2 separate regions of the Homo sapiens genome follow, and region 1 is linked to region 2. Evidence: read pairs that join two places in POLR2A ChIA-PET (ENCODE). Cell type or tissue: MCF 10A. All regions are shown on one strand. Links, peaks and the distances in the headings refer to the core of each region. The heading gives the core; the rest is flanking DNA.

Evidence for each region. Peaks named below come from ENCODE experiments on the same cell type or tissue, not always from the same donor. Only the 100,000 strongest peaks of a DNase experiment are listed, where the experiment ranks them.
Region 1: POLR2A ChIA-PET joins it to region 2 with 5 read pairs; 3 of 35 experiments call an interaction of 5 or more read pairs at or near these places.

Annotation. Positions count from the first base shown.
Region 1 is chr2:119,670,713-119,675,106 of GRCh38, reverse strand. No RefSeq gene overlaps it. Among named protein-coding and RNA genes, the nearest start is that of TMEM177, 6.3 kb to the left of the region's middle. In MCF 10A, for the core only: no CTCF peak of the experiment used is centred there; no DNase peak of the experiment used is centred there.
Region 2 is chr2:119,546,875-119,551,268 of GRCh38, reverse strand. It overlaps CFAP221 (cilia and flagella associated protein 221), which reads right to left. Exons shown (of 24, transcript NM_001271049.2): 3 at 2,084-2,184. Among named protein-coding and RNA genes, the nearest start is that of CFAP221, 4.6 kb to the right of the region's middle. In MCF 10A, for the core only: no CTCF peak of the experiment used is centred there; a DNase peak (open chromatin) is centred at 1,868.

The DNA of each region.
Region 1 (4,394 bases), core at 302-4,301, 120 kb before region 2:
GGCCAGAGTGTTGCAAATGTCCAGCCCCGTCAGCACAGGCTGCCCGGCTGCCCGGCTGCCAGCTGGGTGGGAGGCAGCACTGAGCTGCTGCTGTTTGTCGGGATTCAGGAATGGCTGTGACAGATCTCTTGTCCCTTCTCCTCCTCTGCTGGGATTCTCCTTTTCAGGAATGTCCTACTCTAGGTCTGGGGCTGGCTGTGGTCTGCTCCTGCTGTGGAGCCCGTCTTCCCCCTGCCAGGTGGCCCTGGCTGGGGACAACACCCAGGAGTGCACTGCGGGGGTTGTGAATTGGGCCCACAATTGTGCCCATAAATGGTGCTCCTGGGCTGCCAGCCAGCCAGGCATCTTAGCGGCAGAACCCACACACAGGCCCTGGCTCTGCTAGCTGGAGTCTGACTTCTTGCCCCCTCCTCTCTGCTACTTGTGGGTTTGGCCAAACTTCCCGTAAGTGTTTGCTCATTCGTTTATTTTATATTTTGTATTTATTCAGCACTTGCAAACATAAGAAAATAAGATATTTTACTTTAGGGATAAAGTCTTATCTTTTTTTTTTTTTTTTGAGACAGGGTCTCACGCTGTTACCCAGGCTGGAGTGCAGTGGTGCGATCTTGGCTCACTGAAGTTTCCACCTCCCAGGTTCAAGCGATTCTCCTACCTCAGCCTCCCAAGTAGCTGGGATTACAGGTGAGCATCACCACACCTGGCTAATTTTTGTATTGTTAGTAAAGACAGGGTTTCACCATGTTGGCCAGGTTGGTCTTGAACTCCTGACCTCAGGTGACCCGCCTGCCTCGGCCTTCCAAAGTGCTGGAATTACAGGTGTGAGCCACTGTGCCTGGCAGGGATAAAGACTTATCTTACCAGAGTTAAAAAAAAAAAAAAAGGTAGGGTAGGGGGTTCTTAGCTAAGGTGGTAAGGGAAGGCCTCTCCGAAAAGGGTATGTCTATGCTGAAACCTGAGTGAGGGGAAGCATGAGAGGGCTGTATGTGTGGAAAATGTCCTCAGCAGAGGAAATGGCCAGGTCCAAGGCCCAAGGGCAGGAATGGGATTGTGGGCCCAGGGGGCAGAAAGTCCAGTGTGGCTGGATGAGAGGGAAGCCTGAGGGGAAGGTGGGAGGGGACTTTGGGGAGGTGGGCAGGGGCTGGACTGCCACAGTCTTGTAAGCTGGAGTGAGGTCCTTGCATGTTATTCTAATGGCAATGGCAGGTCACTGGTGACCTAGATGAGAGCTGATCTGTGAGGTGAGCAGGAATGTTCGAATGGTTGAAGAGAGAATGGGCAGTGAGGAATATGGACCACTCTTCTGGCTGTGAAGAGGAGTAAAGATGGGGTGATGGTTCAAGGTGCACATGGGGTGCAAGGAGGGCTTCGTTTGTTTTGTTTGTTGCCAGAGAGAGGGACCACTGCAGGAAGGTTCTCCATGGGTAGGTAAGAGGGGATGGGTCCGGGGTAGGGAGGAGGAGGGGGGTCAGGAGCACTTCCTCACTGTAACGGGAGGGAAGCTATGGTCAATGGGCCCAGGCTGGTGAAGTCGTGCTGGGAAGAGAGGTTGTCCTTATTGGATGCTGCTTCTTTTTCCCAGTGATCTATGGAGTGAGGTCATCAGGTGAAAGTGCAGTGGGGACAGAGTAGGGAGGGAGTGGTGAAGGTTTGAAGAAAGCAGAAGAGATGTACATTTCTAGGTGAGGAAAAGAAAGACCTTTCTACCAGGAAAATGAAATGATTGTTGTGTACCGTTGAGTGCCCATTTGGGATCTGGGACAAAACCACAACGTTGGTGAGACAAGTTAGTATGGTTGTGTGATTCTTTCCAACAATGTTGGGATGCTCAGGTACAAGAATAAATAGATGGATAGTTGGGTTTAATTAGAGCTGGGTTTGCCAGTCAAGTACAAAGTGGAGAGAAAGGGGCAAGGTTGGTGAGGGTGTTTGCAAAGAAGTGATGACATAGTGATGGACCATGAACTCTCAGCCAGCAGGGAGGACAGTGAGGGCCTGTGGGGTGTCTATTTTACTTAACACCTAAATGTTACACACCATGTGCCCTGTGCTGCTCCTAAGCACTTTGTTCCTAGACACTTTGCAGAAGGAAGAGATAGCGAGATCATTGGCCTGGTGGAACATAAGGAATGTTCTAATGGGGTCACCATAGTAAGCCAGGTAGAAGTATAAGGAGGTGAGTACAGGGTGGGTGGGAGTCTTGAAATGGACCTTTCAGAGGTGGTATCCATTTGGTGATGACAAGGTCAAGGGCATGTCTGCGGGAGCTGCGGTGAGGTGGAAGAGAAGATGATTAAAAGTTAGGGGGTATATTAATCATTTTTATTTTCTATATTTTATGAAGCTTTGACATCTGGGAGGCCTTACTAATCCTGGAAAGACTGCCCCTCCCAGGGCACTGGTTCCTAGTGATGGCGAATGACTCTCCCATGAGCACGCCTTTCATATGCAAACCAACCAATCCACAGCCCATACCCCAACCACCTCTTTTATTTACTTTTCACACTCCAAGTCAGTATTCTCCTGGCTCTAAATATCCCCAGGATTAGGTACTGGACAACTGGAGAATACCCCTATCCTCCACAGCCCACTGAAAGCATCTTAACTACCCAATCCTACGCTTGCTTCAGTGTGACTACCCTGCCTTGCCTATTCCTTCAAAAAACCACAATGAAGCCTCTGGGCCATGCCTTCCCCTGGCTCCTTCTGCCTCCCTCCTGACTGACCTGGTGTTTCCCCAGGTGGGTGGCTCTGTGTGGCATGGTGTGCCTCCCTCCTCTCAGGAACTGCAAGTAATAAACTATTCTTTCAGTGGCATTGGCCACTGGGGAAAGGGGGAGTGGTAAAGATCAGGGATCACACCACAGCACTGAAACAATTCAAGAATGAGAGGAAGCAACCAGGAAGCTGGTAGATAGCAGCAAGGATGGGGGGTACTGGAATGGTCTGGTGGCATGCGTTTCAAAGGAGCTGGGGTATGTATAGGAGGAAATGGCTGTGGGGAGAAAAGGGAACATGCATTCTGCCCTGATTTCAGGGGAATATGGGGAAGAAAGTGACTTCACTGGAGAGGGCTGTGGTGTCCTCAGCAAAGACAGCCAAGCTTTGCGGAGAGCAAGCAAACGAGAGGAGGTGGGGCGGGGGTTTACTGATGATGGACCAAGCCTGCCAAAGTCACAGTGAAACGGCCCTGGGAGGCCTGCAAGGGTGAGTGACCGGGGCTAGATTAGGGGATAAACAGGAAATGAATACATGGATAAGCCCCCAGGAAACCATGGTTGACACAGCATAAGATGGGTTTAAAAAATTTCTTGGGGGGCTTTTGGACATAAAAGGAATACTTAAGAGTTACTAACATTTTCAGTACTGTATTAAAGCAGTAAGTTTGAATACCCTATGTCTCTTAAACCTAAAGTGCCAATTTACAAATATTGTCATCTTATTAATAAGTCCAGTAATTTTTGTATAAAAAATGAGATTTTTTTCTACTTGTCTTTGATTAACATTCAGTTAATTCCTAGGGTTTACAGATTAAATCTTTCTTAATTATACTGTACCACTTCTGTACTTAATTGATCAAATTTCCTTAGACATTTCAAACCACACTTTCAAATTTAATTTAGCTGATTCTCTTAAATATGTTAACCTGCTGTATTAGTCAGGGTTCTCCAGAGAAACAGAACCAGTAGAATATGTGTGCATGCACACGGGTGTGTGTGTGTGAGTGTGTGTGTGTGCGTGCAAATGTTTATTTAAAGAGACATTATAAGGAATTGGCTCATGCAATTATGGACACTGAGAAGACTCAAGATTTGCAGCTGGCAAGCTGGAAACCCAAGAGGGCTGATGGTGTAGTTCCAGTCTGAGTCCAAAGTGCTAAAAAGGCAGGAGAGCCAAGGCTGAGGCTGAGTCAGAAGGCAGGAGAAGACTGATGTCCCAGTTCTAAGACAGTCAGGCAGAGCAGGAGAATTCCTTCTCACTGTGCCTTTGGTTCTATTCTGGCCTTCAATGGACTGGAGGAGGTGCACCTACACTGGGGAAGGCAACCTGCTTTGCACAGTCCACCAATTCAAATGTTAACCTCATCCAAAACACCCTCACAGTCATGCTCAGAATGTTTAACCAAATATTTGGGTGTCTCTTGGCCCAGTCAAGTTGACACATAAAACTAGCCATCAAGTCTCCCACAGAAAGTAGTGTTTCAAATTTAATAAGTAAAATCTTCCTAAGCCTTAAAGCAACTCTCAAAAATCCAAAAAAAAAAAAAAAAATAGACACAGAAATGTAACAGTTAAGATTCTCTCTCTCTCTCTCTTTTTTTTTTTTTTTGAGGCAGGGTCTTGCTTTGTCACCTAGGCTAGAGTGCAGTTGGCACTAAGACAGCTCACTACAGC
Region 2 (4,394 bases), core at 171-4,170:
CCTATGTATATCTCCAAGGGAATGGTAAATATGTCCACAAAAGCAAGCCCATGAATGTTCATAGCAGCATCATTCATGATAGCCCCAATGTGGAAACAATCCAACATCCATCAGCTGATAAGTGGATAAACCAAATGTGATCTATCCACACAATGGAATGCTGTTCAGCCATAAAAGGGGATAAAGTACTGCTACATGCTATGACTTGGATAAGCCTGGAAAACACTATGCTAAGTGAAAGAAGTCAGTCACAAGAGACCTGGTATTGTATGATTGCGTTCATATGAAATGTCCAGGAAGAGGCAAATCTATAGACAGAAACTGGATGAGTGATTGCCTAGGGTGGGAGTGGGAGGGGAATAGGGGATAAGGAGTGACTGAAAGTGGGTGTGGGGTTTCTTCTTCAAGTGATAAAAATGTTCTCAACTTAGATTGTGGCAATGGTTGCACAACTCTGAGAATACACTAAAAATTATTGAATTGTATACATACTGTAAATGGGTAAATTTATGGTAATAAATGATCACTCAATAAAGCAGTAAGAAAAGAAAGAAAGCATAAGGAGCAAGTAATAAAATTTTATCTTAGCCTTTGGCATATATTTCATTTATAAACAATTAGTAATTATGAATCATAATTATTTTAGATCTATCCTACCACAGCATAGACAGCAAACCTTATAACCACGAACAGTAGGCTTCAAAATGAATCATTAACTTTGGTCTTTGATGCTGTGTTGTAAGAAATGTGACCTTGGAGGTTGATGGGTGAAGTTCCTAATAAGAGTTTCAAATCCTAATCCTTTTCCTAAGAGGAAATACTTGGCACCTAACAGGTTCCCCTCCTCATCTATTCTCGCTACTCACTTCATTGTATAAGGATTCATGGAAACTGTGTTCTCCTCTGTTCTTTGGGGTCTTCCTGACGGAAATTTCCTTCCCGATACCTTTACTATTTGTCAGTTTCCTCCAGTGTTTTGCCTCACTCTAAACAATCGAACGTGATAGAACTTTCTTAAAATAATCTACCTTAAGATACGGCTTCTAAGAATGCGTACATCTAAAAGTAGTCTTGTGGTGGCTGGAGACAGGGCCACAGGAGGGACATCACACACAAAGGCAGAGTCTCAGAGGGCGCATGTGCAAAGAGCCCACCTCCGCCCCTCCCCAACAACACATGGGGCCAGTTTGGCCTGGATCTAGGGCCGAACTGGAGTAGTTCTGAGAAGTTCTGCCAGGCATGACTAGGGGATCATGGTGAAGTCACTGAGGTTGTTCAGGTCCATTTACGCACAGGATGCTTAGGTGGGACGCTGAAGTAAGGCAGAGCCCACCCTAGTCAACATCCAGGTCAATGAAGGGGACCCAGCAAGAGTTGGGCCTCAGTGTGGCTCTGTGCTAAACAGCAGTTGCTATAGGCTTTGGCTACTTTGCAGTCCAGCCCTTCAGCTGTCTCTTCAGGAGCCTGTTCTTCAGTGGGGCTGACCCCTGCCTCCCTGGACCTAGACAGATTCTCTCTGGCCAGAGTGACTGATTAGGCATGGGCATCTGACCCACGCAGGTAAAAGGAAGCCCTGGCTGGAGCTTCATAGGAAAGGGACACCCCTCTTCCTGGTGCTACAGGACTGGAGCAAGAGTGATCTGGAGAAAGGCAGCCCAGGAGCCAAATTCTGCCTCTGACACTAAGCAGCTCTATGTCCTTGAATAAATTATTTAATCTTTTGGAGTCTCTGTTTCCTCATCTATATATATAATGAGAGGAATAATGCAGCCTCCACAGAGCTAGCATAAGGATTAAATTAAATCATGTAAATCATGAAGCACAGCATCTGGCCCCTATGAGTCACTCAGCAATGACACCTATCTGGAAAGAGTGCAAGGGGAGCCTTTGGCAAGAGGAAAGTAACTTGTCCAAGACATTGATGCAACCTTAAAGTTTCTCATCATAGAACTACCTTTCTGGCCCAATTTACTCTTGCACTACGGCTGATTATGCTGTGCTTTAGATAAGTGAATAATATAAATTCAGAACATTTTTGTCACTTCATTATGATGATTAATTATCCCATTTAAAAAGTACCTACCAGAATCTGTTGGTGTTGTTTTTCTACTTGATAGCCTCCAAAATGTATTATGCCAGGTCTTGCCTGTATGACCTTATTATTCACAAGTTTTGCATAAACCTCTATAAAAACAATGTAGATAAGCACATCATGAGACATCAAAGAAAATATTAAATTAAAGTTGATCCTTATTAACATAGCTTTCTTTAATTTAGGGCATTTTAAGCATATGAAAATTGCAGACATTGGATCCAGCTGTCAACAAGATTAATTATCTGTTCTAAATAAACTGAACTCTTTCTCCCTCTCTATTTTTAAACATCACTTGGGAGATACTATCATTACAATACAAAGTCAGGTAGATTGTCTGTTACCTAGTAAAAGAATTTGCTCTTCACACATTTTGTACACATCTTTGTCATAAATCACCAGCTCATAAAGAGCACATGGCCTGTCTTTGCTCTGCCTAGCACTGAGATTACTTATTACATAATGAATACCCAGATCAAAGTATCCAAACACCGCACACTTAAGTTTATTACTATGTATTTAACTTTTATTATTTGATTTCCTCTGATTAGAATTACAATGTGATGTAGAGTAATATTAAAACTTAAAGCTCTGAAAAGTTATCACTCGGAACAGTAAGTCTCAAACTGCTTTTGGTGTCATGTGAATGTCCCTTTTAAACGGCTGAGCTCACAAAAGTGTCCAGGTCTACAAAAATTTTCCCAGCTCTTTATTTAGGCAGGAGCAGATGTTTGGAGAAGGTGCTGAGAACCCACTCTATGTAAGTGCTTTGTGCCAGGCAGTGCTATGCATACATTTGTTTATAATCCTCACTCCAGCCCTTTGAGGTAGGTATTATTTCTACTTTACAGATGAAGGAGGTAAGACTTAGCAAGGTTAAGAAACTTGCCCACAGCTGGTAATCAAAAATAAAAGGTAGGCATGGTGGCTCACACATGTAATCCCAGCATTTTGGGAGGCTGAGACAGGAGGATCGCTTGAGCCCAGGAGTTAGAGACCAGCCTGGGCAACACAGTGAGACCATGTCTCTGCAAAAAATTTTAAAATTAGCTGGGTGTGGTAGTGTGCGCTTGTGATCCCAGCTACATGGGAGGCTGAGGTGCAAGGATCACTTGAGCCCAGAAGATTGAGACTGCAGTGAGCTGTGATTGTACCACTGCTCTCCAGCCTGGACAACAGAACAACACCGTCTCAAAAAAACAAAAAACAAACAAACAAAAAAATCAACCCCAGGTCTGTCTGATTCCAACCAGTAATCTGCCTTCCTCATGAATGTACTGCCCACCTTCTTACAAATAATAACATTTGACTTTGACTGCATCCAAATCTTATGAGGCACAGACACCTTCACCCCATCCCTTTGATCATCATAATTCTAGGATACATCTGAAGTGGGTGTGAAACATTTGATGTTTTTTTCTTCTCACCAGGTGAGCTGTCACTGTCATCCACTTGGGCCAAACTGAACAGCTACAATGGGTTAAGGCTGGTGTGGTAGGGGAACTGACGATCTCTGTAGGTTATTATTTGGTCATTTTTAAGCACTGAAATTACCATATTCCGTAATTTTAAAATTTATTTATATTTATTTTTATTGATTGATTATCTTTTTTTGAGAGGGAGGGAGTCTCGCTCTGTTGCCCTGACTGGAGTGCAGTGGCGCCATCTTGGCTCACTGCAACCTCCGCCTCCTGGGTTCAAGTGATTGTCCTGCCTCAGCCTCCCAAGTAGCTGAGATTACAGGCGCCTGCCACCACACACAGCTAATTTTTGTATTTTAGTAGAGTTGGGGTTTCACCATGTTGTTCAGGCTGGTCTCAAACTCCTGACCTCAAATGATCCAACCGCCTTGGCCTCCCAAAGTGCTGGGATTATAGGAGTGAGCCACCGCACCTGGCCTATTCTATGATTTTTTTAATGTTGAAAGATTTTATTTTAGATCCACGAAGTAGATATAAAACTGGCATTTTTCTTCTAATGCCCAGAAATGGTCAAGTATATCAATTTTCACTTGACAAGTTCTACAGTGACAAAAGAAGCATATCCAAATACACTATTATGTCCTCACATTTGAGATGGGCTTTAAAAGATGAGTGGTGGGTAACCAAGCATGTTAAGAGCTAGACCCAGGGCTCTGGTGGCTGAACACCAGCTCTCCACTTACCAGGTGTGCCATGTTGGGGAAATAATGTGGTCTCTTTGAGTTTCACCTTCTCCAAGAGTAAAACGTAAATAGATCCTACCTCATGATGTATTGTTGTGTGGATTGAATGGGAAAAATGTAGGCAAAATGATTATCCTT